Regions from separate parts of the Homo sapiens genome. Here region 1 is linked to region 2. A link is an interaction called in ENCODE POLR2A ChIA-PET data of the cell type or tissue named here. Cell type or tissue: PC-9. All regions are shown on one strand. Links, peaks and the distances in the headings refer to the core of each region. The heading gives the core; the rest is flanking DNA.

The links. ChIA-PET counts read pairs that join two places held together with the same protein. Peaks named below come from ENCODE experiments on the same cell type or tissue, not always from the same donor. Only the 100,000 strongest peaks of a DNase experiment are listed, where the experiment ranks them.
Region 1: POLR2A ChIA-PET joins it to region 2 with 9 read pairs; 3 of 35 experiments call an interaction of 5 or more read pairs at or near these places.

What each region holds. Positions count from the first base shown.
Region 1 is chr11:61,137,118-61,141,452 of GRCh38, forward strand. VPS37C (VPS37C subunit of ESCRT-I) reads right to left here. Exons shown (of 5, transcript NM_017966.5): 2 at 1,620-1,718. The coding sequence starts at 1,712. Among named protein-coding and RNA genes, the nearest start is that of VPS37C, 22 kb to the right of the region's middle. RefSeq lists enhancers at 1-493, 494-994. In PC-9, for the core only: no CTCF peak of the experiment used is centred there; no DNase peak of the experiment used is centred there.
Region 2 is chr11:60,870,482-60,874,863 of GRCh38, forward strand. It overlaps ZP1 (zona pellucida glycoprotein 1), which reads left to right. Exons shown (of 12, transcript NM_207341.4): 5 at 476-663; 6 at 736-833; 7 at 2,681-2,808; 8 at 2,894-3,083; 9 at 3,153-3,294. Among named protein-coding and RNA genes, the nearest start is that of ZP1, 5.1 kb to the left of the region's middle. In PC-9, for the core only: no CTCF peak of the experiment used is centred there; a DNase peak (open chromatin) is centred at 1,850.

The DNA.
Region 1 (4,335 bases), core at 1-4,000, 270 kb after region 2:
CAGCTCCCCTCCACACACCCCTCTATGCACACTCTTCTACACGGAGAGAGCCCCTGCCAACTCCCTTCTCTCCTAGCCGTGTCCATGTCCCGAACTAATAGAGAGCTCCTGTCTCTTCTCACAATCCCACTGTGACTCAATGACTGTCTTATAGCCCACGATAAAAAAGTTTGCCAATGGTCTGAAGTCTAAGTGGCTTGTCCTGCTTCATTTCTACCTGATCCACGAGTGTTTTTTCCCCTCAGAGAGTTCAGATCGATGGGACAGGTGTGGCTGCACACCACAAAATTCAAGTGCCTTCTGCCCAAGAGGTCGCTTCTGCTCACATTTTCCATGATTCTCTGCTTTGTCACGATTCTGTCAGCCTGCTCAGCTCTGCACACTCTAGAAGCAGGCCTTGGGCTTCCCATGGCACCATGCTCACAGTGCTTAATATGTGACAAAGGAACGCAGGCAGAGCTGCACTGTGCCCAGCACCAGGCTGGGCAGGAGCAACGCCCTGGCAGAGCTCACAGCCTCACAAGCCATTTGAGTCAGCCCTGGGGCTTCGACAAGCAAGCTTTGCTCCACGTCCTTGCTGAGGACTAAAAAAGCCCTAGGGTGGTAGGATGTGGCCCATGGTGTCCACCTCTCCTCACAATCTCCCCACCAGGAGATCTTTTCAACCCAATGTTCAGTCACCTCCAACCCCAGTTAAGATTCCTCACTTAGGCAGTAGAGCAGGCAGCAGGCAGCAAGAGCACAAGCAGAAACAGGAGCAGGGGACTCACCGGCCTGGCGCCCCCCATGGCATGGAAGCACGGAGACACTGGATGGGGGAACGTCATTATTTTTTTCAAAATACAAGTTCACAGAAGAGACACACCATACCTGCTCATCCGTGCAAGTAAACATGTACTCCAAATGCAAATCAAAGGAGCTGGCATTGCTTGCGTGTGTGTCTCTCCCTCACATTAGGTATAGGAAGCGGGAGCTTCCAGCACAACGGATGAGCTGCAGCCACTCAATGGGTGACCGTGGATATTTCTGGCTGTGTGGCCTGACCTCTCCCATCTCACAGGGGACATCCCAGGGTCACAGGAGATGCTAGGGGCAGGGAATGTCCTTTATTAAGTGTAAATCTCTGCACAGGCAGGATTCTGTTTCTTTCCTCAAGGAGTCTGTGATTAAGAACTAGAGGATTAGGGGCCAGTTATGAGGAGAAACAGGATCAAATGGGAGACGAGCTAGATCTCAGCCCAAGAATGGCTCCTAGAAGCCTTAGAGTCACCTGGAGATATGGGATCGCACAAGGCTCTTGGGGAAAAGTGGGTACAAAACCATACCAGTGCTTTGAGGAGCTGCCTCCAGATTTGGGCTGGAACGACAGTGTGGGGACTCCTGGGGTATCTGGGTCCTGGGAAGGCACCAGGAGGCAGTGGACTCCCCAGCACTCCCAAGAACTCCCAGGAACTGGTCTGAAGCCTCAGGGATTCCTCTGAGTCCAAACCAGGATGAAGTTCACAGAAAAGGGAGATGAATTTGGCCAAAACTTCCAATAAGCCAGCATCCTTAAAAAGCGCCTCTTAACAAGCCTCATCTGCTGGCCTCTGTTGGGTCCCATACCAGCCTCCCTCTACCTCAGGGGACTCCAGGGCCAGCTGGTCAATCGCCTCCGAGTCATTCTGCAACTCCTCCAGCTCCTGCAGGGTCTTATCCTTCAGCGTCTCCATCCTTCCCTGTGAACACAGTGACACCAAAGTAACGAACAGGCAGCCCAAGACGAAGGGACCCCCGAGCCTGTACATATGATTTATCAAAAACAAACTGGAGTTTTCCTGCGATAATACCACTCCACCGGGAGGCTCGAGGAGAGGCAGAAATCTCTGAGAGCACATTCCTGCGGCTCAGCCCACCCCCTCCCCAGGGAGATCAAGGAGCTGCTCCCTCCACCCTCTCATGAGCAACAGGATATGTGAAAGTACTTGCAGCCAGAAGCAAAACCACAATCCTCGGGTGCTAGATGGAGCTCCCCAAGGAGCAGAGAGGAAAAGGCAGGAGGAGAGGGCCAGGCAGCAGGGATGGAGACTAAGTTTGGCCCAAGGCTGCCCGCAAGCACTGATGCCATCATGCCCTCTGGTAGGTGTCTATTTCTGTCTGAACCAGAAATACACCAAGCTCCACACATGGGGGCTTTGCTGGCTTCGACATCACTGGTTCAACTATGTCACTGCTTGTTATATTTAGTGCTCCAGAAACCTCAGGTTTCCCTCCAGAATTCCCCTTAACTGCAGCCCTCTCCATGTGCCACCAAAATGGACTGTCATATGCGCATCCTCATAGAAGCAGGAAAAAAAAAAAAATCAGCCATTTGGCCTAGCAGGCAATCAGGAAGGAAAGAAATTGACCGACCCAAAGAGGACATCGCTTTGACAGAGAGCTAGTGTCAGCGGCCCTCTCCCTGTCACTCTGCCTAGAGGGCCATCGATTGTCTGTGTGGTAGATGGGTCACAGCCAGGCCCAGGAGGGAACCCCAGGGACTGAAGAGAGGAAGCACAAATACACCCGGCACCTGCTTCCTTTCTGCTGACAGGGTCCTCCATTTTCATCTGGTTTGTATCTCTTCCAGAGGTGCATTCCATAGCTTTTTTTTTTTTTTTTTTTTGAGACATGGTCTGGCTCTGTTGCCCAGGCTGGAAAGCAATGGTGCAAACAGGGCTCACTGCAGCCTTGATCTCCTGGGCTCAAATGATCCTCCCACCTCAACCTCCCGATAGCTGGCACTATAGGTGTGCGTTACCACCTCCAGCTAATTTTTAAATTTTTTGTAGAGACAGGGTCTCACTATTTTGACCAGGCTGGTCTCGAACTACTGGGCTCAAACAATTCTCCTGCCTTGGCCTCCCAAGGTGCTGGGATTACAGGTGTGTGCCACCATGTCCAGCTCCATAGCTTTAATGTTGTTTTTTCTCATCACAAAGATTATGTTAGTTTTCAAAAGATTCCAGCACCACAGAAATCTAGGGTCCTCCACAGCCCACCTGCACCAGCACTCAGCTAGGGTGAGCCAAGGCTGACAACCCAGCTGAGAAAGCGTTCTAGAATCAAGGACCAAGGTTATAGCTGTGTGGTCAGATGCACCCTTCTCCAGGTCTCAGTTTCCCCATTTGCAGTAGGAAGCGAACGGCATCTCCTAGGGCCATCAGAAAGGTAAGAGGAGGACTGAGAAACGACCACATGTTCCCATGTACCAGGAAGTCCCAGTGCACTCCTCAGGGGACCCTCCCCCCACCCACTCAAGGGTGCCCTGGTTTAAACAACAAATCATATGGCCACTGATAAAGAACTATCCATACAGGGACGAGACCAGTATTTGTTATGTCTTGAGGGTTAAAAGTGGCCCCCAACCTCTAAGCAGGGATTGCCAAACTTCAGTGTGCACCTGAATTCCAGCAAAGCTCACTGACCATACAGGTGGCCAGCCCCTCCCACAGAGCTCTGCATTAGTAGGTCAGGGCAGGGCCCGGAAATCCGGAATCCCTCCTGGAGAGACTGACACAGTTGGTCCAGGGCCAGATTTTGAGAAGATGACAGCTCTATGCCAGTCCTATCACAGTGGAGACCCCTGGTTTCTGAGTACATGCAACGTCAGTTTTCCCTGAGCTGTTCTCCCCTTACAAGGAGAGGTAGCAGCAGCCATGTCATATGCAGACAGGGTATCAGAAAGGTTACAGTCACAGCCAGCAAACAGCAGAGCCAAAATTCAAACCTGCATTCTGTCCACACCTCACCTTACCGCTCCAAAACCCTTGGTCTAAAAGCCCCAGAGCCAGGTCGGACACGGTGGCTCACACCTGTAATCCCAACACTTTGGGAGACCAAGGTAGAAGGCTCATTTGTGGCCAGGAGGTCAAGACCAGCCTAGGCAATATAGCATCTGATTGTAAAAATTGTAAAATGAAATAAAATAATGAAAATAAGTAAAAGCTGGGCCAGGTGCAGTGGCTTATGCCTATAATCCCAGCACTTTGGAAGGCCAAGGTAGGCAGATCACCTGAGGTCAGGAGTTCGCGACCAGCCTAGCCAACATGTTGAAACCCTGTCTCTACTGAAAATACAAAATTAGCCCGGCGTGGTGGCACACACTTGTAATCCCAGTTACTCCGGAGGCCCAGGCACCAGAATCACTTGAACCTGGGAGGTGGAGGTTACAGTGAGCAGAGATCATGCCACTGCACTCCAGCCTGGGCAACCGAGCAAGACTCGGTCTCAAAAAAAAAAAAAGAAAAGAAAGTAAGTAAAAGCTAGAGCTAGAGCAGGGAAAGAGCAGCCTGCAGATGGCCTGGGCTGGAGCAG
Region 2 (4,382 bases), core at 303-4,302:
CCTCCCACCCCAGCAAGATCCTGGTCCCTTGGATTCTGAAGCGGAAGGAGAGCTGTCTCCTCCAGCTGGTGGAAACTGCTTCCTATCCTCCTCCTGGAGAGCCCAACTCCCAGAGCAGATGGCAGAGGAGACCTTTAGATGGGGCGGTCACATGTCCCAGCTGGCCTTATAACAACTGTCCCAGGGAACTATTAATAGATCTACCTTACACACATCTGGACTTTCAGATCTGAAACGCCCTGGTTTGGATGACAGATTATATGGTGAACCTACTTTTAGAGTGTAGTTCAACTCATTTGTCACATGGATGAGAAAATCAGTCCATAAAGGGTTTGCTGGGGCCAACACCAGCCTAAGTGGAGAGTAAGCGTCCATTCTCCTAGACCGGCACTTAAAGCCTGGCTGTCACCCAGCCATCCCGTCTCTGTGCTGGATGGACACCAAACCCCAAGGCCCTCATCTGCCTTTGTCCCAGCTACTGTCCAGTGCTTCAGAGATGGCTACTTCGTCCTCGTGGTGTCCCAAGAAATGGCCTTGACACACAGGATCACACTGGCCAACATCCACCTGGCCTATGCCCCCACCAGCTGCTCCCCAACACAGCACACGGAAGCTTTCGTGGTCTTCTACTTCCCTCTCACCCACTGTGGAACCACAATGCAGGTAGGAGCCGGGACCACAGGCTGGGGCCTGGTCCCCCACCAGAAAGCCTCACCCAGCTGTCTCTTCCTACAGGTGGCTGGCGACCAGCTCATCTATGAGAACTGGCTGGTGTCTGGCATCCACATCCAAAAGGGGCCACAGGGTTCCATCACGCGGGACAGCACCTTCCAGTAAGGGCAGCCCTCCTCCTACAGGCGTGGCTGTGTGCTAGGGTGTCAGGGGCACAGGCGAGCTCAGTACAGGCTTCGGAGCCATCTCAGCTCAAACCCAGGCTCTGCTGTTACCCGGCTATGTGATCTTAGGCAAGGGGCCCACCTCTTCCCAGCCTCCCCTGCTGGGCAGGGGAAATGTCCCTCTCTCAGGGCAGACATGAGTGTTAAGTGGAGCCCTTCCATGCCTGGCCTGCAGGGCTTGGCTAGAAGCCCAGGGCCAGTCCTGAGAGAGCTGGAGTCCTGAGAGAGCCCTGTCTTGGTCTCTCCAAGAACCAAGCTCAAAGCAACTGAAAGTGTCCCCTTCCAGGTCCCAGGAGGAGGCTGAGGCTACGGCTGTTGCCCCTCCTAATGTCAGGTTAAGAAGCCACAGATGAAGCTGAAGATACCTCTCTGAGGATGTGGTGGGAGAGGAACTGGGTGGGGGAGGAACCCCTCATTGTTAGGGGCCTCCTGGACCTGCTGACTCAAGAGGCAAAACCAACCCAGGTGCCCAGGATGCCAGTGGGGGTGACCCGAGGGAATCTGTCTGTCATGCCTGGCTCTGAACCTGTGTGACCAGGGGCAAAGCACCTAACCTTCACCCTGTGGGACGGAGCCAATGGGTTGTAGAAATCTTGTGCTTGACACTGCATGGTTGCTGGGCATCTCCTTCCCCTTCCCGCCCTGCCGTGAGGGTTGGGGAGCAGGGGACTGTGTCACAGTTCAAATGTATTTGGCTTTAAAGCTCTAAGTAGCACAGAGGTGGTAGCTCACGCCTATGATACCAGCGCTTTGGGAGGCCTAGGTGGGAGAATTGCTGGAAGTTCAAGACTAGCCTGGGCAACACAGCGAGACCCCATTTCTATTTTTTATTTTAATTTAAAAAAACCCATATGTTCTTATGGCCAAGTGGTGGAGGACAAGTCTGTGTCATGCCTTTAGACTCTCTGATGTAAGAGCTCTGGGAGTCAGCCAGAGGTCAACAGAGTGCCTAGGGATTCTCAGAGGGAGGCAGAAGTCAGGGGGAAACAGCTGTAGCCAGCAGGACTAGGCCAGAGAGCTCCTCAGACACAAGGCCTTCAGAACAGGGGTGAGCCTCCTATACCTACTCAGCATCTCCTTGGTACCAGGCCTCTGGGGTGCTAGGAGGGTGTTGGCCCCACCAGAGTGTGGAGGAGTGGCCACCATGGCCCTTAGGCTAGTGAGGAAGATGCTAGACACTGTGGCCTTTAGGCTGTGGCAAACCAGCTGCAACTACAAGGACAATGAAGACACAGGTGCATTATCTTGTGATCTCACTCAGTCTCAGTGCCCTCAAAGGGAGGCAGTCACAGCCATTTTACAAATGAGGACACTGAGGCTTAGGTTAGAAGACTTGCTTGTGGTCCCAAAGCCTGTAAATGCTAAGAAGACTCAAATCCAGGTCTGTCGGGAGGCAGAGCACCTAGGCTCATTCACCAGCCTCAACTGTCAGGCTCCAGGGGCCTCGAACGGCACAGCAGGCAGCTGTGGGTAGCCAGGGCAGACCCAACAAGGTGCCAGCCCCCCGAGGGCCCATCTCTATCCTGCTGTATTCTCCCACCAGGTGCAGGGCCTGGCATAACAGGCTTGAGCCATCCCAGGGAGACCAGGTGGGCAGAGGAATGGGCAGGGTGAGCTTCCTGAGCCTGCCTTGGAAATGCTGAGTATTGCTTAAGTAGCATCCATCTGCCCTGCTGGACAGTACCCTATTTGTTGCACCCACGGAGTTGGTGCCTAGTTTATTACGTAAACAGGATGCTCTGATTCTGTGTCTTCTCCCCCACCCTCTTGCACGTGGACTTCAGGCTTCATGTGCGCTGTGTCTTCAACGCCAGTGACTTCCTGCCCATTCAGGCATCCATTTTCCCACCCCCATCGCCTGCTCCTATGACCCAGCCCGGCCCCCTGCGGCTTGAGCTGCGGATTGCCAAAGGTATGCTATGCTATCCCTGCTCTCTTCTGGCCCCCACTTCCCTGATGCACAGCCCGCCCTGGCTCATGAGTCACTCTCCCTGCAGACGAGACCTTCAGCTCGTACTATGGGGAGGATGACTATCCCATCGTGAGGCTGCTCCGAGAACCAGTCCATGTGGAGGTCCGGCTTCTGCAGAGGACAGACCCCAACCTGGTCCTGCTGCTGCACCAGTGCTGGGGCGCTCCCAGTGCCAACCCCTTCCAGCAGCCCCAGTGGCCCATCCTGTCAGACGGGTGAGTGCCCCCACACTCCCCCCACCTGCTCTGCCTCCTGTAAACAGCCTCTCTGACTTCTCTTCTCAGATGCCCTTTCAAGGGCGACAGCTACAGAACCCAAATGGTAGCCTTGGACGGGGCCACACCTTTCCAGTCGCACTACCAGCGATTCACTGTTGCTACCTTCGCCCTCCTGGACTCAGGCTCCCAGAGAGCCCTCAGAGGACTGGTAAGAAGCCCCGGCTGCCGCATGCCTGGTCCCATCTGTTAAGTGGGAGGAGCTGGTCGCCAAATCCCTCTGGCACCCTGTGAACTTATATGGACAAAGTTCTGGGATGGGGCTTGGCGTCTACCAGGTGTCATGGAAAGCAGCGGGCTTCGGGTCAGCAAGAAGGTAACCCATAACCACCACCAGGAGGAAGGAAAATGCTGCCTGTGCTGCAATCAGCCCTAAATCTGAACTCTGGTCATGGTGTTCTAGGGTGGCCTCACCTCACTTCTGATTCCAGAAATGATAATGTGTTCCATGTAATTCTTTGAATTTTCTTTAACTCAGCAACTTCTCCAGAAGGTAAAGGTAGATAAACTCAGGGTATATTTAGGTCTCCTATGTAATATACAGATGGCCTCAGAGGTGACAGATGCACTTGTCCCATTGAACAACGTATCTTTCACATCACATACCCAAATCTCTAGATTCTTAAATCACTGCCTGTTATTATGTCAGATGTAGACTGATTTCACTTGGAAGCACTGGTTAGTGTGGCTTCGTTCTCATCTCTGCTGTGTGCTGCCCATGAGTGGGGCCTCCTGGGTGCTGGGTTGGGTCAGCTCCTCCTGCTTCTGGTCCCGTAGGGCACTGCCCCTGCCCTTCTGTATCTGGAAGCGGTGGTAATCTGCCCTCCCCTCTGCCCCCAGTCACTGGTCTCCAGGGGTCACAAAGGGAGGGCAAACATCTATTATCCTGCTGCCTGGCCAAGTCCCACCTCCTTGGAATTTGCTGTCTCCCTCAGTAGGGCAGGTGGAAGGGAGAGAGCCAGCCCTCCCAGGGGCTGTGCAGCCAGAGGCAGCATTGGTGAAGCAGGCCCGCCAAGGACTGGGGCATTACGAAGTGCGGTGGTCCCCGCCTGCAGGGCACTCCACTGCAGACTTGGACCTTGGGGAGCAAGGAAGGTGTGGATTTCAAATCTGGAAGGAACACATTCAGCTCTGCACTCCCTCAGCATGGGCAGCAGTCATCATCTTGGTCAAGCAGCTCAGATTTCTCCCTGCCTGGCTAGCAGCAGCCTAGACTTGGCCCAGCTCGGGGATTCCATG